2 separate regions of the Homo sapiens genome follow, and region 2 is linked to region 1. The links are chromatin loops, found by intact Hi-C in ENCODE. Cell type or tissue: Caco-2. All regions are shown on one strand.

Region 1 (8,000 bases):
TTGTTTAAAGGACTACCAAAAGAAGTATTGCTATTTTATGGTTTTTATGGTGTAAATTATTTTTCTGTCTTCTTGAGTCTTATGTCTAAGTCTGTCTTCCTTGTCCAGATGCTGTCATATTTTTCCAGGAAATTATACTGAAAACATATTTAAAAATTTATGCACGATTTCATCAACTTGTTTTTCATTATATTATATTTAGTTCAATTTTGCAACTAACAGACTCTCTATCAGAGTCATTAACCTGTGAACAGTATAAAGTATTTAACATGTAACTATAGATAATTTGATCCGAAACAATAAAAATGAACACTTTTCAAGAATATGGATACCTCTTTTGTCTAATTTTTTTAAAGACCAGATTTTACCAAAGAATCATGTTGTCTTCCTGACAAAAGTCATGCTACATTCCTGTTCTCATGGAAACTATTACATCTAGGATTACAAAGTCAGTGATATATCATTCAGAGAAGTCTTAATATATGCATTTCATTATAGGAAAAGCACAATGAGAAGGATGGTGAATGGAACTTTTCTACTAAGGATAGAATGAGAGAAGAAGTATTACTAACTAGAAAAATGATTTGGCATTAGTGTATTTGTAGTTTTTGTTTGTTTGAAAGACTTCTTAAAATCTGTTTATTGAATAAACCACTTTCACTTGACTTACCCATAGAGACTATTTCAAAATGGAATACTGATGTTTTTTTAAACCTATAATTTCATCTTTCTTTTTTCCTCCACAGAGTTAGACTGGAGTTTAGTGATAGAATAGTAGTAAACAAATAGGAATTGTTTTTTTTTTTGAGACGGAGTCTCGCTCTGTCACCCAGGCTGGAGTGTAGTAGTGCGATCTCAGCTCACTGCAACCTCCGCTTCCCGGGTTCAAGCAATTCTCCTGCCTCAGCCTCCCAAGTAGCTGGGGCTACAAGTGCCCGCCACCATGCCCGGCTAATTTTTTGTATTTTTGGTAGAGATGGGGTTTCACCGTGTTAGCCAGGATGGTCTCGATCTCCTGACCTCATGATCCGCCCCCCCTCGGCCTCCAAAAATACTTGGCCTCCAAAAATACGCCCGGCCAAGAAATTTAAGAAAATATTACTATTTGGTGTGTGATAATTAGTCTATCATTTTTAAAGTACCTATAATTTATATGTAATAGTGTTTGACACTTTTATATATTGACTGGCACAAAGTTCAGGAAAAAAACTTAGATTGAAAATTCCTTGCTAAATCAGCATGATGATTTTCTTCAGTAAGCTGGCCTTCACTAATTGCTTATGTGGTTCATATCATGACATCAGCAAAAACTCTGTACTGAAATACTGCCATAGAATCAGTCCAGGTCATCTGTAAGTACAAGTGTTAGCGATATCTATAGGTAATGGATCCCTAAACAAAATGTATAGGAATAAATGTAATGTGACCACACTAAGAATGGAAAGAAGCTTATTGGTAAACTGTGATTAATTAAGTCAATTTATACTACTATGGTTTAAAATACTTTCATTACTCTCATGATATTCATCATTTTCCATATCACTACATTGGTTATTTTTCTTTACATAGTTTATTTCAATATACTCTTGCTGACAGTTGCTTTCTGCCTTGATAAACTGATTTTCTAAATATATTCCTTCTTTGTAATTTTGTGTAATTTGCATTTTTAAATACGCATTCATTGGAATCCTAAATTGAATTAGACCATATTTACTGAACTATACTATAAATATTTAGTTTGTTTTTATGTTTCTTTATATTTGTATATTTGACCCCATGTGTTGTCTTATCAGGTTATCTCTGTTGATGCTCTTTATCCAACATTGTACTGCTCTGACAGTATTTAAAAATTCACTTGGGCAAACTGTTAACTGGAAGCTGGGTTGTGAACAGAAGCTGGCACTGTGAAAGAAAAGCAGAGCTGGACATAAGTTAAAGCAGTGAAGGCAAATTTTATTCAGGAACTATTGCACTGGGGACAGAGAGACCTCAGTATAGAACGGGGCTGCATTCTGAATACCAGGATAAGTGGGGATTTTGGATAAGTGATGGTCAGTGGGTGGAAAATTACTAGAGAGGAAACCTCGAAGGGATTCTGGCTAAACTGACTTAGCAAAATTCTTGCTGAATGCAGCCAGGGTGATAAGATACTGAATGTGGGGGGGATAAGAAATTTGATTAGATATCAAAGATAAGGGATTTTCGTTAAACTGAACCAGCAGAATTCTTGCCTAATTGAACTAACTAGGCCAAGAACAGAACCCAAGTTGGGGCCTAATCAAAAAGGGATCTCAGAGGAGTATGACCAGAGCGTGGTCCAGGAGAGAATCCTATCATCATCTATAGCCCATTCTGTGACATGAGGAATGAATTGTCTGAACACTTGTTCTTCAAACAATGAAGGAATACTAGTTAAAATGCATGTGACATTCACTCACAGTTCTGTAACCTAATGGCTCTTGATCTTCCAAACTGGTCTCTGTTCTTAAGCCGTTACAAAATCTCTATTTTGATGTCAGGTTCCTTTTCTTTCTGGGGGAAAAAAATAACTCTTCTAAATGATCTGTTACAGAAATAAGTATGTTTATAGAGTCTTATTTAAATGACTTCTCCCTCCCCAAAAAGCAAATTCCTACAGATTGACCTTGTTTGAAATACTTATTCTGTGGAAGATCAAGCTTACAGGTATAACATTGAATTTCCTAAGTGGCTAATCAAAGAAAATTGGAATGAAATATAAATCAAAAACAATAAATTTATTAAAATTGCCAAATTATTTGACAGATAATAGAAAATCCAAAAGCACAAATTTATTTTTAATTGCCAGAAAGTTAAAGAAGATTGATAATAAATTATTAGATCCTTTCTAAGAAACACTGCTTTACTCTATCACATTTTATTTGATAAATACCAGAATTGAAGCTGGGTGCTTCCTTTGTTCTCCTCTTTATCATCAGCAAATTTTTTGAGTCGCCACATTATTAGGCCATGAAAACTTCAATGGGTAACAAACAGAAAAGCTTCCTCCACTTTCAGGAGCAAAGCAAAACAGGAAATAATCTGCAGGAACCGTGTGTCATAGACAAGAGTTTTCTTTTATTTTCACTTTAGGTTAGTAATTCTCCTGGGTAATCAATAATCTCTAAGCAAGAATCAGTCTTTTCTAAAGTGATGGAACTTATATTGATGCATTGCATATAGTGGATTGAAATATCCTTCCAACTTAGGTGATTAATTTGTGTTTTTTCCTTCTTGAATGAAAAAGAATATGAGAAACAAATGAACATGTTATGTTATTTGCAATTTACTTTAAATCAAATATATTAGAATCCATTTACTGTTGCGAATTGGTTATATTTGAAATATCTTTTTATATTATCTGTGAACATTAATGAAAATGCTGGGGTAAATGAAAAAAGATGAAATTTCAAGTCACCAAATATACAACTAGGGAAATTATGTTCATATGCCTTATTCACCTAATGGATAATATAATTTCATTTCTGAAAAGAAACTTTAAAAAGTAATATTAATGTGCTAGTATAAGTCATGAGTTGCTTAATGACAGGAATATGTTCTAAGAAATGTGTCATTAGATGATTTGTCATTGTGTAAACACCATAGGGTGTATTTCTATATACCTACATGGGATAGACCACTACATCTAGGCTAGAGTATATGGGATAGTCTGTTGCTTCTAGGCTACAAACCTGTACAGCATGTTACTATACTGAATAGTGCAGACAACTGTAATACGATGGTAAGTATTTGTGTTTCTAAACATATGTAAGCATAGAAAAGGTACAATAAAAATATAGAATAAAAGGTAAAATGCAGTACACCTATATAGGGCATTTAACTTGAAAGGAGCCTGCAGACTGGAAGTTGCCCTGAGTAAGTGGTGAGTGAGTATGAAGTCCTAGGATATTATTACACTACTGTTGACCTTTTTTTTTTTTTTTTTTTTTTTGAGATGGAGTCTCGCTTTGTAGCCCAGGCTAGAGTACAGTGGCGTGATCTCAGATCACTGCAACCTCTGCCTCCCGGGTTCAAGCAATTCTCCTTGCCTCAGCCTCCTGAGTACCTGAGATTACAGGCGCCCACGACCATGCCCAGCTAACTTTTGTATTTTTTAGTAGAGATGGGATTTCACCACATTGGGCAGGCTGGTCTTGAACTCCTGACCTCAGGTGATCCATCTGCTTTGGCCTCCTAACATGCTAGGATTACAGGCATGAGCCACCATGCCCAGCCACACTACTGTAGAGTTTTTAAAGGCTGTACACTTAGGCTACAGTAAGTTTAATTTTTGAAATTTCTTTAATAATAATTAACCTTAGCTTCATAAATTTTTTACTTAATTTTTTACCTTTTAATATGTGTTATATATTGTATTCTTAAGCAACAAAATATAGCAAGTTCACCTGCTGTTATAAGCATGGTAAATCCCTAAGTGATCAAAATGTTTGATGCTTATCACTCAGAAATACAGTTAAAGAGTATAAAAGGTATTTAATGTGCAGTTATCTATTTTAATGTCATTATTTTGTCCTCTACTTCCTAAGTGAGGTGACCTGAACCACTTTGGTGTCTTTACTGATCATTATAACTACTAACCAAGTATATACTGAAAGGTTTTTACTAAATAAGAATATAATTACAGACAGCAACATACTATGTGCTGCATACTTTTAGTTTCAAAAACTCCCCTGAATTATTTAAAGAACAAGTATACATATCCAAAATTGTAATTTTTAAATTTCCTATAAATTTTAGATCATATTCAGTAGGTATCTAAGGTTGTTACATTTTTCAAAGATTATACATTCTTGTATCTTATAAATGCAGCTAGAACATAAGCCACTCTATGCCTAAACCACAAGAGGGCTCCCTCTCATTGGTTTCGGAATTGTAGATGTCATTCAAAAAAAACCATGAGGCTAATTTCATTAATGATTGGGGGCAAGATTTTGGCATAAAAGGGTGTTTTAAATCTTTTTAATACAACAAGTCAATATAAACCTTATACTTTAACAGCTTCATTAAACAGTTTTGTGGCAGAACTTTCTCAAAACCCTTATTTACAAGCAATGAAATGGAGCCTAAGGATATAAGGCAATTTTGTTCGAGGCTACTGATGCTAGTCACTGTTGAAGCCAGAACTATACTCTCCATCAGTCTCTGTTCTTGATCTTCAAATTGTAGTAAGAGGGTTTAGCAACTGTGAGATAAATGCTAATATCTTCCTGTGGAGACAATTTTACTATAAAGTTTGAAAGAAATACATACTAAAAATGTAAAATTAGAATGAGTATAAAATCTGAAACAGAAACAGAAAAAAAATTCAGTGTTACAGAAGAGAATATGCCATAGATACCTGTTTTGTCTTCCAATTACTTTCCAATTTCACTAAGGCTTCTTGGTGGAAATGTTTAACCATCGCTGGAAACCATGCTGCTCTCTTGAGCTAATTTAAGAAATAGAAAGACAGGGTACTGATGAGTATGTATATTAATTTCGAAGTCAAGAAAGCATGTGCAAGGGTCTCATTAGCATTTAGATCCCTAACATGAAGTTCCTGTTCCACTTCTCTGTGCTTCATTTGAAGTCAATGTACTCTTCCACACAGTTGACTGAATGCCAAAATGTTGGATATGCTAAATGTAGACACAACTTTACATGCAAAAAGAAGATGAAGAGACAAAGAGAATTCTCGCTTAGTTCTCCATTATTATAGCATATAAGAAACCTCTACCTTAAAATACTAAAACAACTGGTTTATTTGATTGAGTTAACCAGCCATTAATAGTATAAAGATTTAGCACCATGGTATCACATATATAAGAGATAGAATCTATGGAATATCAAAATATGTTGTCAAGATGGCCACGTTTTAGTTACAATTATATGTCATGTTCTTTGCCTTATTTCAACGTGTGACTTAAAATCTATACCTTCAAAGTAACAATAGTGTCTTAATTGCAATGTTTAAACCACAAAGCAAATATTTGTTAATTTAGGTGTGTTCTTTGACTGTTACTTTCTGGCTTTCAACATATGGCTAAATTTCATTCTTAATATCAATTTCTACTTAATAGTGAAAATATAAATATTTCAATTAGACATTAAAAACTTTTATCTCATGCATGAAACTAATTTTGAAAAGCATTTGGATAAGATTCCTTGATTCATCTCTCCTTTATGTCTTTCTGAAGAAAAATAAAATATACTGTAAATCAACATCTTAGGCACATGGTAAAATTATAATTTAGGAATACAAAATATAAATAATATGACCCTCCAATTTCAGAATAATCTAAAAACATAGGAATTGGCATCCCTAAAAACCATGCTAATCTTCTAGAATTGTAATACAGAAAAGCACATTTTGGAAAAAGAAAGGGAACATGAAATTATTTGAACTAGGCTAACCTTTAAAAGTTAATTTGGCCAGCACAGTGGCTCACGCCTGTAATCTTAACACTTAGAAAGGCTGAGGCAGGCGGATGGAGTGAGCCCTGGAGTTCAAGAGCACCTTGGGCAACATGGCAAAACCCCGTCTCTAATTAAATAAATATAATACATAAATAAATACGTAACAATTTTTAAAAAGTTAATTTGGGTGCCTCTTTGTTCTTCATTATTCTCCTTTGTTTTTTCCTAAGTACATGTTTATTGTTTAATAAATTTATGATATTTTTATTGCTTACTGGAGGTTTGGTATAAAGGTTGAAGCCATGAGTTTACTTTCAATTTCTGTGTATTCATTAATAATAAAATTTACTTAAAATGTTGCAGCTTATAAACTTTTTGGCAGTCATTTTCAAAACCTGAAAAACAAACACATAAATCAAATGATAGTCATGGTTGAAACAATCAGAAGGGTTTTCAATGAATAAAATAATTTTTGTGTCACTCTTTCTGACAAGTTAGAAACTATTGCAATAGACCAGGCACAGTGACTCACACCTGTAATCCCAGCACTTTGAGAGGCAGAAGCGGGTGGACCACTTGAGGTCAGAAGCTCAAGACCAGCCTGGCCAACATGGTGAAACCTTGTCTCTACAAAAAATACAAAAATTAGCTGGGTGTGGTGGCACAGTCCTGTAGTCCCAGCTACTTGGGAGCCTGAGGCACAAGAATCACTTGAACCCTTGAACCCAGGAGGCGGAGGTTGCAGTGAGCCAAGATTGCACCACCACACTCCAGCCTGGGAGATGAAGTGAGACTCTGTCTCAAAAAAATAAATAAATAAAAACAAACTCTTACAATAAAGTCAACAAGTCAGAAGTTTAATTGAAATATTTCAAGATAAATATATTGTCTTTGCTTCTTCCAAATTTATGCTTGCCCTAGGTCATCACAGGTTTTAAAATTTAGGAGATTAATTAGGTTCAAGGTCCCTGCTCAGTATGTTCAGTAGAGCCAGAGGGACACCTGTGAGGGGAAGAACAATACCACATTAAATTACACAATCGGGGCATTGAAAAGCATTCTAAACCTTGGGGGTGGATTCATAGTAGTCCAGTTACCTAGAAGTCATGTTAGTTTTCTATAGTCATCTCTAGTGAGGAATAAACAAAAACAAAAACAAAAAACAGAGTGCTTGAGGCCAAAATGGTATGCATTTTCCTTTCTTAGAAATGCTGGAAGTCATAGCCTCTCGCCTAGTATTAACCTGATTTAGTCACCGAGACCTTTACCCAGTCATAGTGAATGTGACTCCATGCTTGAAACCATGAGTAAGCTGTTCCTCATACAACAAGATGGATAGTTTTTACAGTCTTTCCATTAATGGGGTGAGTTAAAGTTTAGTAATGAGGATCAAGATCAACAGAAGACTTACACACATTCTAATTCATGTCTCTAATACCACATGACTGTAATTGCTGTATATACATGCCACCACTAAAACTGCAATCCCTAGAGTAAGGACCATTTATTATTTATTTTTGAAACCTCAAGCACTTGTCTAGTAAGTAATCAGTAGTATGTGGTCG
Region 2 (8,000 bases), 250 kb after region 1:
GTCATCTGAATTCATTACACATTTCCCAATTAATTTGAAGAAAGCAGTTCATGATATATGCAAACATTTACCTGTTTTTGCAACTGTGTTTTGTTAAATTGTGTAGCTATGTTTGCAATATTTATAAAAAATTAAAAGAACTTGAACACCCAAAAATGAAGGCTTTATTAAGTGTGGCATATTCATATAATGGAACATCCTTTTAAAATAATGTTTTAAAACAATATTTACTGGCAAAGAAGGTTAATAATATGTTGCTAAACCAAAGAAGCATGATGTCTTTTTATGTTTACAAATAACAATAATATGAAATCTGAAGAATATACAATAAGATGAAGATAACAGTGATTACTTCCTGGCTGTTGTTGGTATAAGTGACTTTTTAATTCTATTTTACTTATCTATATCTTTCAATTATTTCTGAACAATCATATATTCATATATTGCCTGTGTAATAAAAATAAAACAAAGAAATCTACTTGATTCAAATCCCCTTACATTAAAATATGGAATGGGACATTCAAGCAGAAATAAAGTTCCGATTTTTAAAGATGGAATAGCACTTCAGAATGTAAAACCTCAATTTTCTTCCTGCATTAGGTACATGAGAAAAGGGATCACTGGTGATACGATTTGGCTGTGTCCCCACCCAAATTTCCTCTTGAACTGTAGTTCCCATAATCCCCACATGTCATGGGAGGGTCCTGGTGGGAGGTAATTGAATCATGGGGGTGGTTACCCCCATGCTGTCCTCATGGTAGTGAGTTCTCATGTGATCTGATGGTTTTATAAGAGGCTTTTCTCACTTTGCTTGGCACTTCTCCTTCTTGCTGCCATATGAAGAAGGATGTGTTTGCTTCCCCTTCTGCCATGATTGTTTGTTTCCTGAGGCCTCCCCAGCCATGCCGAACTGTCAGTCAATTAAACCTCTTGCCTTTATAAATTACCTAGTCTCAGGTAGGTCTCTATTAGCAGCATAAGACAGGACTAATACATTTGGTAACAAGAAGCAAAATTACTAGAAAACTTTGTGTCAGCCATTTCCATAAGTAAGATTTACAAGATAGTACCAGCTAAAGTAGGGACTAAAAGAGATTAGTCAAATCAAGCACCTACTAATTAATTCAAGGGCCAAATATCCTTATTATTCTGATTTACCAACCATCCAGATAAGGCATATTCAAAGAACTTCATAAATTGTGACAGTTATTAACAATCAGATTGGACACTTGGGAATGCCCAAGGTAAGGATGGAGCCTCTGGCCTGAGAAAGAATGGTGACATACCTCTTAGTATAGAATTATTTTTATGGATTTTCACTTCCTGAAAGAGTACATGGCCTTAGGCAATGCACTTTGATACACGTGGTAAAAATAACTATTGTAATTTTTTTTTAAAATTTCTTGGACTAGGTGGTTCTTCCACTGAAAAGAGATGAGAAATTTTAAAAAATAGTGGTTTGAATTCAAAATGGGTTAGCATTTATAAAAATTAGATTTGCCTTTCTTCTAACATTATTATATTAGTAGCATGGTCATCTAGGTGCCTTGGAATAGTGGTAAACTCTACAGATACAAAAATACATACAAATAAATAAATATTTATATAAATACATACTACAGATTATCATAAAATATTTTCTTAAAATCTGAGTATTTTCAATCAGTTTTGGCATTTGGTACTATAATAGTCTCTGAAAGATCTCTAAGCTTTAATAGTTCACTTACTTTGGCTGAGTGAACTTTTGAAATTAACTTTGAAATTTTGAAAACACCAATATGATCCTGTCCCTCATACCAACTACCTATGCTTAAAAAACATAACTGACTCTCCATTATTAAAACAGAATTTTTTTTTTTTTTTTGAGATATGGAGTCTCGCCCTGTCGCCCAGGCCGGAGTGCAGTGGCACCATCTCGGCTCACTGCAAGCTCCGCCTCCCGGGTTCACGCCATTCTCTCACCTCAGCCTCCAGAGTAGCTGGGATTACAGGCGCCCGCCGCCACGCCTGGCTAATTTTTTGTATTTTTAGTAGAGACGGGGTTTCACCATGTTAGCCAGGATGGTCTCCATCTCCTGACCTCGTGATCCGCCCGCCTCGGCCTCCCAAAGTGCTGGGATTACAGGCGTGAGCCACCGTGCCTGGCCCTAAAACAGAAATTCTTAACTTTATGGTGAGGTTGCAGATTTACTCACACAACATTCAGATGTGTAAAAAATAAAATAAAATAAAAATATAAAAAACCTCCTTTATTTTTTATTTACTGTTCTGGTCTTCAAAGACCTCATCAGTAAAAGACCTCATTTACTTAAAAGACCATAAAAGACCTCATTTACTTAAAAGACCTCATTCTGAGAAGTATCAGAGGAAAAAGAATCTGGTAAGTCAAAAGATGGAGAAATTTTGGTGCATGCCCCTTTAAACAGTCTCTAAGTAATTTAGGCTATTTAAATGAGCCAGGAAAATCCAAAATCAGAGTTCTGTCCCCTCTCTTAACCTTCCTCCTAGGTGACAATGAAGTTTATGAGAAAAGTAAAGATAACACAAGATCTCATGCTGCTGGAGGACGGAGAAATAAGACTGTTTGAAACTCCCCAGAGTTCTGTGGGTCCTGGCTGGCCTATGCATGAAGTGGTTGTTCTGGGACCCTCCCAGTAGTGATCATAAAGTGCTACTCTTCTGAAGGGATGGGTTGCCCCTCCACACCTGTGGGCGTTTCTCATTAGGTGGAAAGAGAGACTTGGAAAATAAACAGATGCAGAGGCAAAGTATAGAGAAAGAAAAATGGGCCCAGGAGACCAGCATTCAGCATACGGAGGACCCACGCTGACACCGGCCTCTGAGTTCCCTTACTATTTATTGATCATTATCGGGCATTTCCCAGAGAGGGGGATGTGGCAGGACAATAGGATAATAGTGGAGAGAAGATCAGCAGGTAAACACGTGAACAAATGTCTCTGCATCATAAACAAGGTAAAGAAAAAAGTGCTGTGCTTTTGATGTGCATATACATAAACATCTCAATGCCTTAAAGAGCAGTATTGCTGCCAGCATGTCCCACCTCCAGCCCTAAGGCAGTTTTCCCCTATCTCAGTAGATGGAATATACAATTGGACTTTACACCGAGACATTCCATTGCCCAGGGAGGAGCAGGAGACAGATGCCTTCCTCTTATCTCAACTGCAAAGAGGCGTTCCTTCCTCTTTTACTAACCCTCCTCAGCACAGACCCTTTACTGGTGTCAGGCTGGGGGACAGTCAGGTGTTTCCCTTCCCACGAGGCCATATTTCAGACTATCACATGGGGAGAAACCTTGGACAATACCTGGCTTTCCTCGGCAGAGGTCCCTGTGGCCTTCCGCAGTGTTTTGTGTCTCTGGGTACTTGAGATTAGGGAGTGGTGATGACTCTTAACAAGCATGCTGCCTTCAAGCATTTGTTTAACAACGAACATCCTGCACAGCCCTTAATCCATTTAACCCTGAGTGGACACAGCACATGTCTCAGGGAGAACAGGGTTGGGGGTAGAGTTACAGATTAACAGCATCTCAAGGCAGAAGAATTTTTCTTAGTACAGAACAAAATGGAGTCTCTTATGTCTACTTCTTTCTACACAGACACAGTAATAATCTGATCTCTCTTTCTTTTCCCCACATTCTTCCCATCACCTTTCCTTTCTGCTAGCCTTGACCACACCAAATCCCCAGGTACCATGCCCTCTTTGCACCATGCTAGGCTCTCCAGGTCTCCCAGTTCACCTTGTACCCTCAATATCAAGATAGCAGGCTGAGCATGGTGGCTCACGCCTGTAATCCCAGCACTTTGGGAGGCCAAGGCGGGTGGATCACTTTAGGTTAGGAGTTCAAGACCAACCTGGACAACATGGTGAAACCCCATCTCTACTAAAAATACAAAAATTACCAGGCGTGGTGGCGGGCACGCGTAGTCCCAGCTACTCGGGAGGCTGAGGCAAGAGAATTGCTTGAACCTGGGAGGTGGAGGTTGCAATGAACTGAGATTGCACCACTGCACTCCAGCCTGGGTGACAGAATCAGACTGTGTCTCAAATAATAATAATAATAATAATAATAATAATAATAATAATAATAACATAAGGATGCTTCTGTGTCTCTTCTATGTCACATCCCCCGCTCCAAGTAAACAGGTGCCTTATGCTAGCATCTACACATTGTGTACATGAAAAGGCAAAGAGAAAAAGATACATTAATATTTTTCAAACTGGAAAATCTGCTTGCTGCCAGTCTACTCCTCTGGTCTCATCTGGCAACATGTAATTCTAGCCACACAGGTGTTTTATCAGTCTTTCAAACTTCCACTTCCTGCCATGATGGAATAACAGGGACTTAATTTACCCTTCCATGTGAAACAACCATAAAAATGGACAAGACATAAAACAATGGCTTGTAGATACTGGTAGCACAGGACTGCAATTCCTGAGACAAGGAAAGCAAACGATGTGAGCCCTGCAGTTGGATCAGCTCACCGCCTAAAGAGTTTGCAGGCTGCAGTGCAGGGTGGGTGCAATGGTTTGAATGTGTACTCTCCAAAATTTAGGTGTTAAAACTTACTGGCCAATGTGAGAGTATTAAAAGGTGGAGCTTTTAACATGCAATTAGGTCATGAGAGCTCCTCCCTTGAGAGTGGGATTATGGCCCTTATAAAAGATGCTTCACACTTGCCCCTCCACCTTCTACCATACATGTGAGAAGACAGTTTTCCTCCCCTCCAGAAAATGCAGCAACAAAGAACTATCTTGGAAGCAGAGAGCAACCCTCGCCAGACAACCAAACCTGCTAGTGCCTTGATCTTGGATTTTTCAGCTTCCAGAACTGTGAGAAAATTAATTTTTTCTTTATAAATTACCCAGTCTCTTGTATTTTGTTATAGCAGCACAAAATAGAAAAAGATGAAGAACCTAGGAGAAGTCCATTGACTTCCCTGAGTTGAGGAGATGGAGCTGAGAGTTCAAGGAGGCCAAGGAAGCAAGAGTTCACAAGGCTGTCAAAGCTGTCAGAATCAAAATGGAGTTACTTGTGTCATGCCCTGACAAAATGGACCTGAGGAAGGCCATGAAGGGAGGGCTCTCATGCATGTTTGCCTGATAACAAAACTATCAAAACAGACTGCAAAAACCACAACCTTGCACAAAGGTCACCACAACCTTGTCCAGTAAATGCTTCTGCAAGGGCGTCTGCCCAGCAACTTTCTGTTTAACCTTGGACTGATTTGCCCTTGTTATTGATCTTTGTAGCCAAGGATGATTGATTTAAAAACAAAACAACAAACAAGAAAACATAGGTAATCCTCCTCATTTGCCTTTAAAAACTCCCCATTGCCTCAACCTCTTGGAATATGCACATAATTTACATGTTATGCATATTCCCATTGCAATGCTACTCCTGAATAAATACTATTTTCTTTTATAGAGTCTCCCTGTCTGTTTGTTATTTAGTTGGACATGGCAGACTACCGCAGAGGAGAGAACTATAGAGAAAGAAAACCCAGAGATCTGCAGAGGGTCCCCCTTGAGTATTCAGCCAAATATTGATCAGGATATGCATGTGAGCAAATTATCCAAAGCTGGAAAAAGAAACACCCAAGCAGCAGGGGAAACAACCCTTAGGGTTCACCCAGAGCTGAGAATAGCTTATGTGCCCACCGGTGAGATTGGAAACTGAAGGGTGGCCTGCCCCTCCACACCTGTGGGCTTCTCTCATCAGGTGGAACCAGAGACTTGAGAAAAGAAAGAGACACAGAGACAAAGTACAGAGAAAGAAAAGTCGGCCCAGGGGTGCTCAGCATGCGGAGGACCCCTGCCGGCACAGTCTCTGAGTTCCCTCAGTATGTATTGATCATTATCGGGCGTTTCTCGGACAGGCGGATGTGGCAGGACAATAGGGTAACAGTGGAGAGAGGGTCAGCAGGAAAACATATGAACAAATGTCACTGCATCATAAACAAGGTAAAGAAAAAGTGCTGTACTTTTGATGTGCATATACATAAACATCTCAATGCCTTAAAGAGCAGTATTGCCTCCAGCATGTCTCACCTCCAGCCCTAAGGCAGTTTTCTCCTATCTCAGTAGATGGAACATGCAATCGGGTTTTACACCAAGACATTCCATTGCCCAGGGACGAGCAGGAGACAGATGCCTTCCTCCTATCTCAACTGCAAAGAGGGCTTTCTCTTTTACTAATCCTCCTCAGCACAGACCCTTTACTGCGGGCTGGGGGATGGTCAGGTCTTTCCCTTCCCACCAGGCCATATTTCAGATTATCACATGGGGAGAAACCTTGGACAATACCTGGCTTTCCTAGTGTCCCTGGGTACTTGAGATTAGGGGGTGGTGATGACTTTTAACAAGCATACTGCCTTCAAGCATTTGTTTAACAAAGCACATCCTGCATAGCCCTAAATCCATTAAACCTTGAGTCGACACAGAACATGTTTCTGCAAGCACAGGGTTGGGGGTAGGGTTACAGATTAACAGCATCTCAAGGCAGAATAATTTTTCTTAGTACAGAACAAAATGGAGTCTCTTATGTCTACTTCTTTCTACATAGACACAGTAACACTCTGATCTCTCTTTCTTTTCCCCACAGGAAACCCTCTTAATTCAAGGGGCATTGGATAGAATACTAAAAACATTACTACTTTACTAAAAGGGCAAAATTGGCTACTAAATGCTGCTCTGGTCCCATTTAACAAATCTTAAGAACAAAAAACAGAAGCAAACTGTTTCTAAGTAATTTAACAGCATCCTAGGACAAAATTCAAGAATATGCATAGAAATACAAAAATATTCAACTCCCAAAAAGGTAAAATTCACATTTTCTAGCATATAATTAAAACTTACCATAGTTACAAAGAAGCAGGAATATATAGCCCATAATAAGGATAAAAATCAATCAATAAAAACAGACTTAGAAATAACACAGATTTAGTAGACAAGAACATCAAATCAGTTAGTATAAATACATGCCATATATTCAAGAAGCTTTGAGCATGCAAAGACATGGAAGATAATGGAAAAGAACTCAAATCAAACTTCTAGAGCTTAAAAATGCAATGTCTGCATATCATCTCAACGTAAGTCCTTAACACATACTGTTGCCTTTGCCTGGAACACTCTTCCTCTCCCACTTCATTTGCTGAAAGTAAACCTTCAGATTTCATCCTATCATCACTCTCTCAAGGAAAGTTTGCTTGGTCTGCAAGTAATATATCACATCCCTTGGCTAAATGATGTTATGGCTCCAAATACCATTCATTTACTGTCCTTATCACAAATACAATTTTACATTATTTGTGTAATCTCTGTCTCCATCACTATTCCAAGCACCATGGTGACACAACTCACGTACAGTTTTCTTCACTATTGTCTAGTGCCTTGCGTAGTGCTTGTAAATCCAAAATTGCAGACAGTTTAAAATTTGTCAGCTCAACTCTATGAGTCTTGATATTTCAAACTAGGAACATCTGTACATATAAAAACATAAATGTAGTCAGCCTTTTGGATGCAGAGAACTAACAGGTTTCCCCTCTCAATAGCTCCTTTAGTGAAGAAAACACAAAGTTTTTGCATTTCTTTAGCTGCAGTACCCAAGGGATATATAGAATTATACCTTTGGTTCTGAAGCAGATAGCCCTAATCTTTAATCCTATTTAATCCTATATTTAAATTTTAATTTAAATTTAATCTTTTTAAATTGTGGGAAAGGATTAATGGTATTAAATGTCTTTTATGTTCCTATATTAATGATTTGCACTTGGAGTTTTCTGAAATATTAGAAACGTTTGCTACAATTAACTAAGCTGGAGATAAATGCAAGTGTTACAGAATGCCAAAAGAGAAAATTCTATTTAATAGTTAAAAGGAAATTACTTCCAGCTGGTATGGCTGGAACAAAACTATTAAAAAAAATTTTTTTTAAATATATCAGTGGGATACTTTCAAGTAGTAGATCCTCTCTTCCTCCT

The links. Hi-C counts contacts between places; a loop is a spot of excess contacts. Peaks named below come from ENCODE experiments on the same cell type or tissue, not always from the same donor. Only the 100,000 strongest peaks of a DNase experiment are listed, where the experiment ranks them.
Region 2: a loop joins it to region 1, with 10 times the contacts of the local background. A loop is called at or near these places in 6 of 110 quality-filtered maps.

Annotation. Positions count from the first base shown.
Region 1 is chr4:174,629,243-174,637,242 of GRCh38, reverse strand. GLRA3 (glycine receptor alpha 3) reads left to right here. Exons shown (of 10, transcript NM_006529.4): 10 at 1-323. It overlaps LOC105377551 (a long non-coding RNA gene), which reads right to left. Exons shown (of 4, transcript XR_939494.3): 2 at 6,711-6,830; 3 at 5,378-5,467; 4 at 1,942-2,532. Among named protein-coding and RNA genes, the nearest start is that of HPGD, 110 kb to the right of the region's middle. In Caco-2, a CTCF peak has its summit at 4,879 (motif pointing right); no DNase peak of the experiment used is centred here.
Region 2 is chr4:174,378,683-174,386,682 of GRCh38, reverse strand. The region is part of intron 2 of LOC105377547 (a long non-coding RNA gene); the gene reads right to left. Among named protein-coding and RNA genes, the nearest start is that of MIR4276, 41 kb to the left of the region's middle. RefSeq lists enhancers at 2,815-3,461, 3,462-4,109. In Caco-2, no CTCF peak of the experiment used is centred here; DNase peaks (open chromatin) are centred at 2,762, 3,292 and 6,192.